Regions from separate parts of the Mus musculus genome. Here region 1 is linked to region 2. A link is a loop called in an ENCODE intact Hi-C map of the cell type or tissue named here. Cell type or tissue: left cerebral cortex. All regions are shown on one strand.

Region 1 (5,000 bases), 54 kb after region 2:
TTAATCCAACTACTACTGAGGGGTAGTAATTTTCACCTGTAATCTCTGGGACTCCACATGCTGATGCAGGAGGATGATAAGTTTGAGGCCAGCCTTTGTCAGTTATATACACAGACCCTGGCTCAAACCAAATTATTCCAAGCAAAGAAAGCTTTCAGTGCAAAGATATCTACTGAAATGTATGTAAATTTGGGGGAAAGAGAATGAACTAAAATATGTTCAGAGATATGGGAACCAGTAGTCAATGGTAGAATGGAATGCCAAGTGGTCATTTAAAGCAGTATTTATTCAAACAATTTATAATACCAGTGAGTAACAGCCTTTTTTGCTTTCGTTTTTTTTTTTTTTTAATTATATCTTTTTTTTTTTAAAGATTTATTTATTTATTATATGTAAGTACACCGTAGCTGTCTTCAGACACTCCAGAAGAGGGAGTCAGATCTTGTTACAGATGGTTGTGAGCCACCATGTGGTTGCTGGGATTTGAACTCAGGACCTTCGGAAGAGCAGTCGGGTGCTCTTACCCACTGAGCCATCTCTCCAGCCCTAGAAATTGCTTTCGTTTTTTTTGTTTGTTTCTTTTGTTTTGAGATAAGGTCTCGTGTAGCCCAGCCTGGCTTTGAACCTAGTAAGCAGCTGAGTTTGCACTTAGTCTTCCTGCTTTGACCTAAGTGGTGGATTACTCCTACCTGGTTACAAATAACTCTTAGACTACATATGTAGAAATTAGCAAACAATAAATCTCAACTGTGTAAAAATATGCCTGGGAAAAAGTCTGAAAGGAAGTTTATACCAAAACTTTACATTGACTTTGGATTATGAGTAAATTTTTTTCCTCAAATTTTTATTGCTCTTAGGGTTTGTTTTGTTTTGTATTTTTATGGATTGTTTAATATCATTTCAGTGTCTTAAATATCTTAAGCCACAGATAACCTAGAACTTCTTAGAACGTCTCACTGCTTGTACATCCTGAGTACTGAGATTGTAGCCGGTGCCACTACATCCAGTTGTGTGCAGTGCTGGAGACTGCGCTAAGTTAGGCAAGCATCCTATGAGCTGGGCTGCATTCCTAGCCTTGCTTTATGTACTTTTTGTCTTGAAAAGTTCTTTGTATCCTGTCTTGTTATGGAAAGGATTTTAGGCAGCTTACACGAGGGCCTAAAGTATCAAAGGCAACATTGTTGAAAGCTGATGGAAGAGGAGTTGAAGACAAACGAAGGGTGTACCACTGGGGCGGGGGGCGGGGGGGGGGGCGGGATTTTAATCTGAATTTTGTTGTTAGAGGAGAAGTCTCCATTCTGACATGTTTGGAAGAAATACTTACATTAATAAAAATTACATTTCTAGGCAGAAAGAGCAGAGAAGAATTTCTCTTTAAGAACAGAGGACCGGCTGGAGAGATGGCACGGCTGTTAAGAGCATATATGCGCTGCTCTTCCAGATGATCTGAGTTAGATTCTCAGCATCTCCTCAGCAGCTCACAGCCACCTGTTCACTCCAGCTCCAGGGAGAATTGAACACCTCCGGCCGGCCTCTGGCTACTTCTACTCACATGCATAAACCCCCACACAGAGACACACACACATATCTTAAAAATAATAAAAAAAATTAAAGTAATAGGTGAAAGTAGTAATTTTTAGAAAACCAGGATAATAAAAAGCATTTTAATAATTGTGAGAAATTGATTTTGAAATATTAAATGTAATTCTAAGGAAAAGGAAAATGTCTACCATATAAGAATAAAACAAAGTCAAAAGACCATTTTGTAACTGTAAGTTAATATTATATAGCATTCTCAACAAATTACTGCCAATTAATGTACATTAATAAGACTACAGTGGGACTGTGAATCTAGGCCATATCTGTAAGACATGCTGGAACCGGGCTTAGTTTTATTTTAAATCCCCTTCTCTATGCGTGTGGCGAGGTCTTTCTGTGAGCATGTATACCTTCATGACAATAATTTGTTCTGTAGATGCCTTACTTAAGGTGCTATGCTGTTTAAGTGTTTCTACCTGAAATGATTGACGATAGAGGCTAGCCCTGTGAGTTTATGTTTTGAATTATACTGTTTCTAAGCACAGAAATTGTCAAATTAGGCTTTTTCAGTAAGTGTTTAATAACTGTGAAGGAAAAACTTTGATAACGTGTTTTGTTTTAAAATGTATTTTTAAAATGTTATGTGAAATGAGTGTTTACATGTATGTATGTTGATGCACACGCGTGCAATGTCTGTGGAGACCAGAAGAGGGGGTCAGATTCCCTGGAACTGGAGTTACAGATTCCGAGCTGCTACATAGGTGCTGGGAACGGAACCTGAATCCTCTGTAAGAACAGCAAAGGCTCTTACCTTCTCTTCTGATATTTGCCATGGTAATTCGTCTCAGTGTAGCTGAAAGGTTCAATGAGATGTTTCTGAATAGGAAGAAATGTCACAGTTGGCTGCCTAAAGCTGGGGGCTGCCAGCTCTAGCCCACCACTGAGTGACTAAACACTGTAGCCACATGCGAGTGGTCAGGATAAGTCAGATGAAATGTAAGCCTTAGGAGTTACTCATCCTTATAATGTCTTGGAATTTCAGGTGCTAAAATGATGTATTTTCTGGACAAGTCAAGGCAAGAAAAAGCAATTGCTACAGCCACTAGGTTGGATGAAACTATAAAAAATAAAAATGTGAAGGTAAGATTCTTCAGAGCTTGATTTATAGGTCTTGCAAGATCTAACAAAACATATATCTCTACAACATAGTTTTAAGTGGGTCAAAGCGCTCAGCCTCTATCCATTATTGCGTGTGACTTGAGGCCAGTTATGGGTGTGGAAGTGATACCTGTTGTATAGTTAACTGAAATAGCAAAGCACGAAGTAAACACCTCTTCCTAGCTCATCCGGAGAGACACTTGAGTGCCCTTTTACACAGCACTTGAAATTGGAATCCTGCGTCACCCTCCTGAGCGCTGGGCCTCCATAACCAGCTCAGAGCTAGAGTTTAGCCTTCTTTATTTGAAATAATTACTTACTGTAGATAGGAAGAAGCAACTGCAGTCTCTCTGTGGGATAAGTTGTCTCTGTTGATTAAAATTATTAGCTGAGCTACTTTATTTTTTTACAATTGGTCTTTTCTCCTTGTGTCAATAGACTCTAATAAAGGTGTCTGAGGCCCTCCTGGATGGCAGCTTTGGGAACTGTAGCTCCCAATATGAAGAGTATAGGAAGACCTGCCATAGCCTGCTCCCACTCACACCTGCTTTCCTGCCTGCTGCGAGGGAAGCCCTCGGTCTCAGTGCTGAGCTGAACCACACAGCTGACCACAAGCTCTTAATGAATGAAATTTGAATCTTGTGGGAAGTTGCTCCTAAGACTCAAAGCTGAATTCACATCAGGTTTCTTTTTCACTGTACATTTTAAACTGGCGTAAAATAAAATATTTGGATAGAAGGGGTTTTTTGTTTGTTTGTTTTTTGTTTTGTTTTGTTTGGTTTGGTTTGGTTTTTTCGAGACAGGGTCTCTCTGTGTAGCTCTAGCTGTCCTGGAACTCACTATAGACCAGGCTGGCCTACAGAAATCCACCTGCCTCTGCCTCCCGAGTGCTGGGATTAAAGGTGTGAGCTACCACGCCCGGCTCTGGATAGAAGTTTTAAATGGAATATTGTGTAAACTTATTTTATGCTGTGTCTGGCCTTCAATTTACATGGACATCTGTTACAGGTACTTGTTTATACTTGTACAGTCTTATACTTCTGAATTATGAGTGTTGTTGCTTCTGTATTATATGCTTCAGTTGCTGATTAAGGTATAGACAGCTTTCTGACACTATTTTCTTTAGGTCCTAGTTTCAGAATCTGTTTTGACCTCTGGTTTATTTGATTATTTTGAAGGGTTAACTGAATGTTAAGAAATAGCCATATTTCTCATTTTGGTCGATAATGTGATTTGTCCCCTTTTTACCTTAACTTGTATGATTATTTCCTTTGTCATAGCCATAAAAGTGATACTTTATGGTTGAATAAGGATACACCAGTGTTATGTTGATGATTCCGAATGTGAAGACTGGTTTGCCTCTTAGTCATGTAAATTTAACAGTTAAATTTGTTGTGTATGTAGTCTAGTCTTACAGGCGATTGGGTAGGAATTGTGTTTTCGTGGTTGAGCTGCTTGGAGACTTAGCAAGCAGCTACTCTGAGAGGTTTTCTTCAAGGGAGGAGGACTTGGCAGAGTACACACTAGAACACAGCACTACCTCCCTCACAGCCCTTCAGTGAAGTTTTAGATCTCTCAGATGAGACCTTAAACTACAATTAAACTATTAACTCATAGTGCTGTTGGACAGTATTTGAGGGGAGCCCTTTTTGCCATATCTACATCATGGAATCACTCCATTTCTCAGTGTCAATATGTCTGTAAATCTACCTGATATAAACCCAGAGAGATGATTTTATTTAGACAGTTCTAATTAAAGTGGTTTTCCTTTATTTCTTAGATTCATAGCTATTGAAGAGGAAAAAAGATCACTGTAAAATAATGCCAACCTAGACAATGCTACAATAAATTATTTCATGCAGAGTTGCTTGTTTATATCTTTTATTATTTTGTATCCATACTAGAAAAATATTTTTTGGGAAAGTAGAAACTTAATCATCTCAATCTTTTCAAGTTTATAGAAAATGTGACTGTCAATAACCAACTTCCAGATATGCTTTGGTGCCACAGTAAATAGGATTCTTTGGTGTTTTAAAAGTATAAAATGGGGCCAGGCATGGTGGTACACTTCTTTTATCCCAGCACTTCAGAAGATCTCTGAATAGGAGGCCAGTCTGCTCTATAGATGGAATTCCAGTCCAGCCAGGGATACGTGTTGAGACACTGATTTAAAAAAAAAAAAAAGAAAAACTAATGGCTATTTGTCATGAACTGTCCTGGCAAGTAAGAAAAGGATATTGGTCATGGACTATCTGTCCTGGCAAGTAAGTCATTCCTCTTAATGCCAACAGGATGCTGGTTGA
Region 2 (5,000 bases):
CCAAGTGCTGGGATTAAAGGCATGTGTCACCACGCCCGGCTCATTACAGACATTTATGAGCCACCATGTGGTTGCTGGAATTTGAACTCAGGTCCCCTGGAAGAGGAGCCAGTGCTTTTAACCACTGAGCCATCTCTCCAGCCCTGTGGAGGTTTTTTATTTTGTTTTGTTTTGAATTCTTGCTCTCCTGTTTTACCCCACCATAGCCTAGACAACTAAGGTATGCGTATATATGTACATGTGTACAAGTGGGTGTACCTGTGTGTACATGTGTGTGGAGGTCAGAGAGCAACCTTAAGTGTAAATAAGTCAGGAGCTGTCCACCTTGGTTTTTGAGACAGGGTCTTTTACTAGGACAGAGCTCACCAGATAGCCTGGAGGATTTGTTCTCAACTTTCCAGACTGAAACTACAAGTGTGTGCCACCATGTATTTTTTTTTTCTTTTTAAAAAAGATTTATTTTATTTTTAATTGTAGTGTGTGTGGGGAGAGAGAGAGAGAGAGAGAGAGAGAGAGAGAGAGAGGAGAGAGGAGAGAGAGAGAGAATGCACAGAGGCTAGGAGTAATCATTAGGTCCTCTGGGTATAGAGGGGGTTGTCAAGTGCTGGGAACTCTGGAAGAGCTAGAATATTTGACTGAGTCTACTCTTCAGCACTGCTGGCTTCTTTTTCTTCTTTAAAAACAAACAAACAAACAAACAAACAAACAACCCAAACAAATGAACAAAAAAAAAACTCAAGAAACAAAAATGTTGTTTCAGGCCAAGCATCCGTGGCACATGCCTTTAATCCCAGCACTTGGGAGGCAGAGGCAGGCAGATCTCTAAAAGTTTGGGTCCAGCCTGGTCTACAGAGCAATTTTCAGGACAGCCAAGGCTAGACAGAGAAACCCTCTCTCAAGACAAAACAAAACAAAACAAAACAAAAGAAGATCAAACCCTCTCAAACATAGGGGACGGAGTGGGGGGCATAGGATGAAGTTCACCTGAAAGCAAACATTGCATCTGTCAATGTGGTGTCTTATGTAGAATTATTACCTATAGTTATCTCTGGCAAGTGATTGACACGGGCAACCCTATCTTGAGTCACCTTCCATGTTAGACAGTGGTGGCGCACGCCTTTGATCCCAGCTTTAGGGAGGCAGAGGTAGGCAGATTTCTGAGTTTGAGGTTAGCCTGGTCTACAGAGTGAGTTCCAGGACAGCGAAGGGTACACAGAGAAACCCTGTCTCTGAAAAACAAAACAAGCAAAAGGGTTCTGGAGAATGAACTTTATAGGATGTGCCATTTCCCGATTCCTGTAGCTTCTTCCGTCCCCTTAAAAAAAAAAAAAAAAAAAAGGCTCTCACTACATAGCCTAGCCTGGCTTTGAACTTGTAATCCTCTTGCCCTTGATTTTCCAGTACTATTACTACAGGCACGTGCAGAAATTAGGATTCAGAATTTATATGTTTATATACATATGTTTACACACACCTTTTAATACTACACCAACATCTGGTATGTGATCCTTCTTGTCACAGATGTCTATCTGTATGTTCTTGCGTGTTGTTAGTATGTTTCATTTTTTTGGAGAAGTCATCCCTGAAACATTCTAGGATTGTATCCTGTTTTTCCCATTATTGGGTAGTCTATGTGGTGAAAGAGGCAGTAGACTCGAGGATCAGTAGATCTGTAAAAATTCTGCAATTATTACTGAAAATGTTGGGTTCCCTCGCGGCTGAGACTTTTTTTTTTTTTTCTCCTTCCTATCCTTTGCCTAAAGGGGCTGTCTCGCCAGTTCCATCATTTCAAGGTCTGATCACTACTTTCATATGCAATGAAAAGATAAGGCTTCTTTTTTTGTTGTTGTTTTTTGTTTTTCGAAACAGGGTTTCTCTGTATAGCCCTGACTGTCCTGGAACTCACTCTGTAGACCAGGCTGGCCTCGAACTCAGAACTAGTGCTGGGATTAAAGGCGATTAAAGGCGTGCGCCACCACCGCCCGGTTTAAGGCTTCTTTTTAAGAGTCCTTTTAAAAACAGCAAGAAAAGGAAGGACAAATGGATTCTAAACCAAGAGTGTTCGTGGTATTAAGCAGGGTTTCCACTGCACAAAAGAATAAAAGTTAACTCGGAAAACAGTTTTACATCATCTAGGACAGAAGCCTAATAACCAGCGTGAGACGAACAGTCCAGAGATTAGGGCGAGTAAATGACTAGGCGCTTAAGACGTGACAGGAGCCACAGCCCTGCACCGACCCGGAGACCTCCCGGGTGAGAAGAGTCTAGTCTTTCTCTTGGCCGCGAGACTGCGCATGCGCACCCCGCGGGGGGGCGGGGCGAGCCCTGGTCGCCATCTTGGCGCGCGCGGGCTTCCCTCCCGGGCCGCCCACTGGAGTGCGCTGTGTTCCGCTTCCCGTGGCATCCCGCCGAGGTAACCCGCGGCCCGGGTCCTGGCTGGTCGCTCGAGCAGGCCTCCCCATCGCCGCCACGATGCCCTGCGTGCAGCTGCCCGCCAAGGAGAGCGCCCTCTTCAAGCGCGTGCTGGTGAGCGGTGGCCCGCCCGACCCCTGCGCGCTTTCTTTCCCACCGAGCCGGGCTCTCCTCCGGCCGCTTCTCCTTCCGTTCCCCCGCGGCGCTCCCTCCCTGACTCTGGAGCTCCCCACTGCGGGAGCTTTCCAGAAAGTTCCCCGGCCGAGTCGCCGGAACCCCGGCGCCGGGCTCAGCGGGTCCCTGCAGTCCTCCCCTCGGAGTAGTCCGAGCTGCTTCGGGTCCAGGCTGGGCCAAGCACCGCTGCTTGCGGGGTACGGGAACATGGAGCCCGCGATCCTCGGGAGCCCATGCCTCTGTGCGGGAGAGTTTGCATGTTTGTGCGGGCCCGGTTTTGGAAGTGATTTGCCAGAAACTTGCTTCTAACTCGTCCTCGTGATGAAAGCTGCGGAGAAGGGCTTTGTGCTTGAGACCCTTTACGTGGCTTTGAAGCCTGAATAAGAATAGTAATAATGATGATTAATAACAAGTTGCCTTGGTCATGTTAGACCCATGCCCAGCTAAACGAGGTTCGGTTTTACGTTTTTAAAGTTTACTTAAGACATGCTCACTCTGTAGCCCTGGCTGGCCTGGATCTCTCTATGCAGACAAAGCTAGCCTAGATTTTAGAGCTGCTTTTTTTTTTTTTGCCTCTCGAGTGCTGGGATTCAAGGCATTTGCCACTGTGCCCAGACAAGAAGTTTTCTCTGGGGAGTGTGCCAGCATATCTGCCACCTTGGCACCTTGACCAGGTTATATCCTTTCAGGGAGGAGAGAGGTGACACGCTTCTTCTCTGTATGTTGCGGGGCTCTTAAAGATTTAGAAAAGAAAATGAGTTAATAGCGGTATGTTCTAAGCTGCCCTTTTAATTTGAGAATGTGCTACTTGCTGGGCAAGCTTTTAGATTTCAGGGTGAATTTGTATTGAGAGCACGTGGCTGAATAGCGTTAGCTGTTGAGTAAGGAAACACTGATCTTAATACTTTGTTGCCATCACCTGACAAAATGTTACACTTAGTACTGGCTCAAGCCAACAGAAGCTTGACATGTAGCATTGAGAATGTTAACAATGATACAAGTGGACTAGGGGACTACTTTTTTTCTTTTTTTTTTTTCTTTTTTTTTCTTTTTCTTTCTTTCTTTTTTTTTTTTTTTTTTTGAGATGGCCATATATTTCAGGTTGGCCAAAAATAACCTTGAACTCATCTGCTTTTGCCTGGAGGGTGATGGGATTACAGTTCTGGATACCACATCTAGCCTTGGGATGATAATGTTTCAAATCTCAGTTTGGTACAGTTAGTAGAGAAGCGTGTGTGGCAAATAAATGTCAGAAGTGTTCACTCCTTTGGTAGCTGACAAAGATCAGGATTAGTTAAAGAACACTTGTACTCTTCCTCAGTAGTTTCTTCTGCTTATAGCCCACTGTCTTTGTTAATTATCAAGTGAACCTCAATAGTCAAAGCTGGACCTTTAAAAAATTTTTTTACTACATTTATTTATGTGCATGTGTGCACACCATGGCGTTTGTGCAGAGATTAGAGGACACCTTCCAGGAGTCAGTTGTCTCCTCCCATAGTCAAACTCAGGTAATCAGGCTTGGTGCAAGCATCTTTCCTAACTGACCCATTTCCTTGGCCCTATTTCCTATTTTATTTTGCTTACTTTGAGGAGTTTCAGAGTTTCACTCCAGCCCACAGTAGGTTGTATAATCTAGGCTAGCCTAGAACTCATGGCAGCCTTTTGCCTCATCTAACTTCCTAAGGACTGGCGTTGATTGATTGATTATAGGGAACGAGCCACCAGGTTTGGCCACATAGCTATTTAATTTATTCATATGGTTCAATATTTTTTCTGTTACTTTTATCTTCTAACCATTTGGTAATCTTCCCAGAGCCAATCAAGAAAATTCATTTTAAATATATTTTAATGAATGCTTTGAAATTATCACCTCCACATCCAAAATCTCCTGCAAGAATTAGCTGTGCCCTTGGCGCCGTGTTGCTGTGAATCTAGGAGGATGATTTTATTGGACAGCTCTTGATTACTTGTCTAGTGTAAAGAAGCCTAAACAAGAATTCATTCTCGGGCTGGAGAGATGGCCCAGTGGTTAAGAGCATTGACTACTCTTCCAGAGGTCCTGAGTTCAATTCCCATCAAGCACATGGTGGCTCACAACCATGTGTAATAGAACCCAATGCCCTCTTCTGGTGTGTGTCTGAAAACAGCTACAGTGAACTCATAAAAATAAAATAAATCTTTAAAAAAGCATTCATTCTCCTAGAATTCACAGGATGGTTCTGAAGATAGATAGTAAATAACTAGAATGTCAGAGACAACAGAGTGATAGCAGTGGGTAGCAGATGAAAGTGAGTAGTAGATAGGATTGGATAGGCAGAGGGTAGGAGGCTTGTATCTGTGTGCTAGTGTCTCGCTTTACTTTCCACATTAGTAAAGCGAGATGATAGCACCACTTTAAAGGAATTTTTATAAGA

The links. A loop is a pair of places that touch in the nucleus more often than their neighbours do. Peaks named below come from ENCODE experiments on the same cell type or tissue, not always from the same donor. Only the 100,000 strongest peaks of a DNase experiment are listed, where the experiment ranks them.
Region 1: a loop joins it to region 2, with 3 times the contacts of the local background. A loop is called at or near these places in 8 of 42 quality-filtered maps.

The regions. Positions count from the first base shown.
Region 1 is chr14:79,334,067-79,339,066 of GRCm38, reverse strand. It overlaps Naa16 (N(alpha)-acetyltransferase 16, NatA auxiliary subunit), which reads left to right. Exons shown (of 20, transcript NM_025832.2): 19 at 2,582-2,679; 20 at 3,136-4,560. The coding sequence ends at 3,333. Among named protein-coding and RNA genes, the nearest start is that of Rgcc, 35 kb to the right of the region's middle. In left cerebral cortex, a CTCF peak has its summit at 2,239 (motif pointing right); no DNase peak of the experiment used is centred here.
Region 2 is chr14:79,388,088-79,393,087 of GRCm38, reverse strand. Naa16 (N(alpha)-acetyltransferase 16, NatA auxiliary subunit) reads left to right here and starts at 2,420. Exons shown (of 20, transcript NM_025832.2): 1 at 2,420-2,526. The coding sequence starts at 2,473. In left cerebral cortex, a CTCF peak has its summit at 2,365; DNase peaks (open chromatin) are centred at 2,370 and 3,136; H3K4me3 peaks cover 1,744 bases; H3K27ac peaks cover 1,459 bases.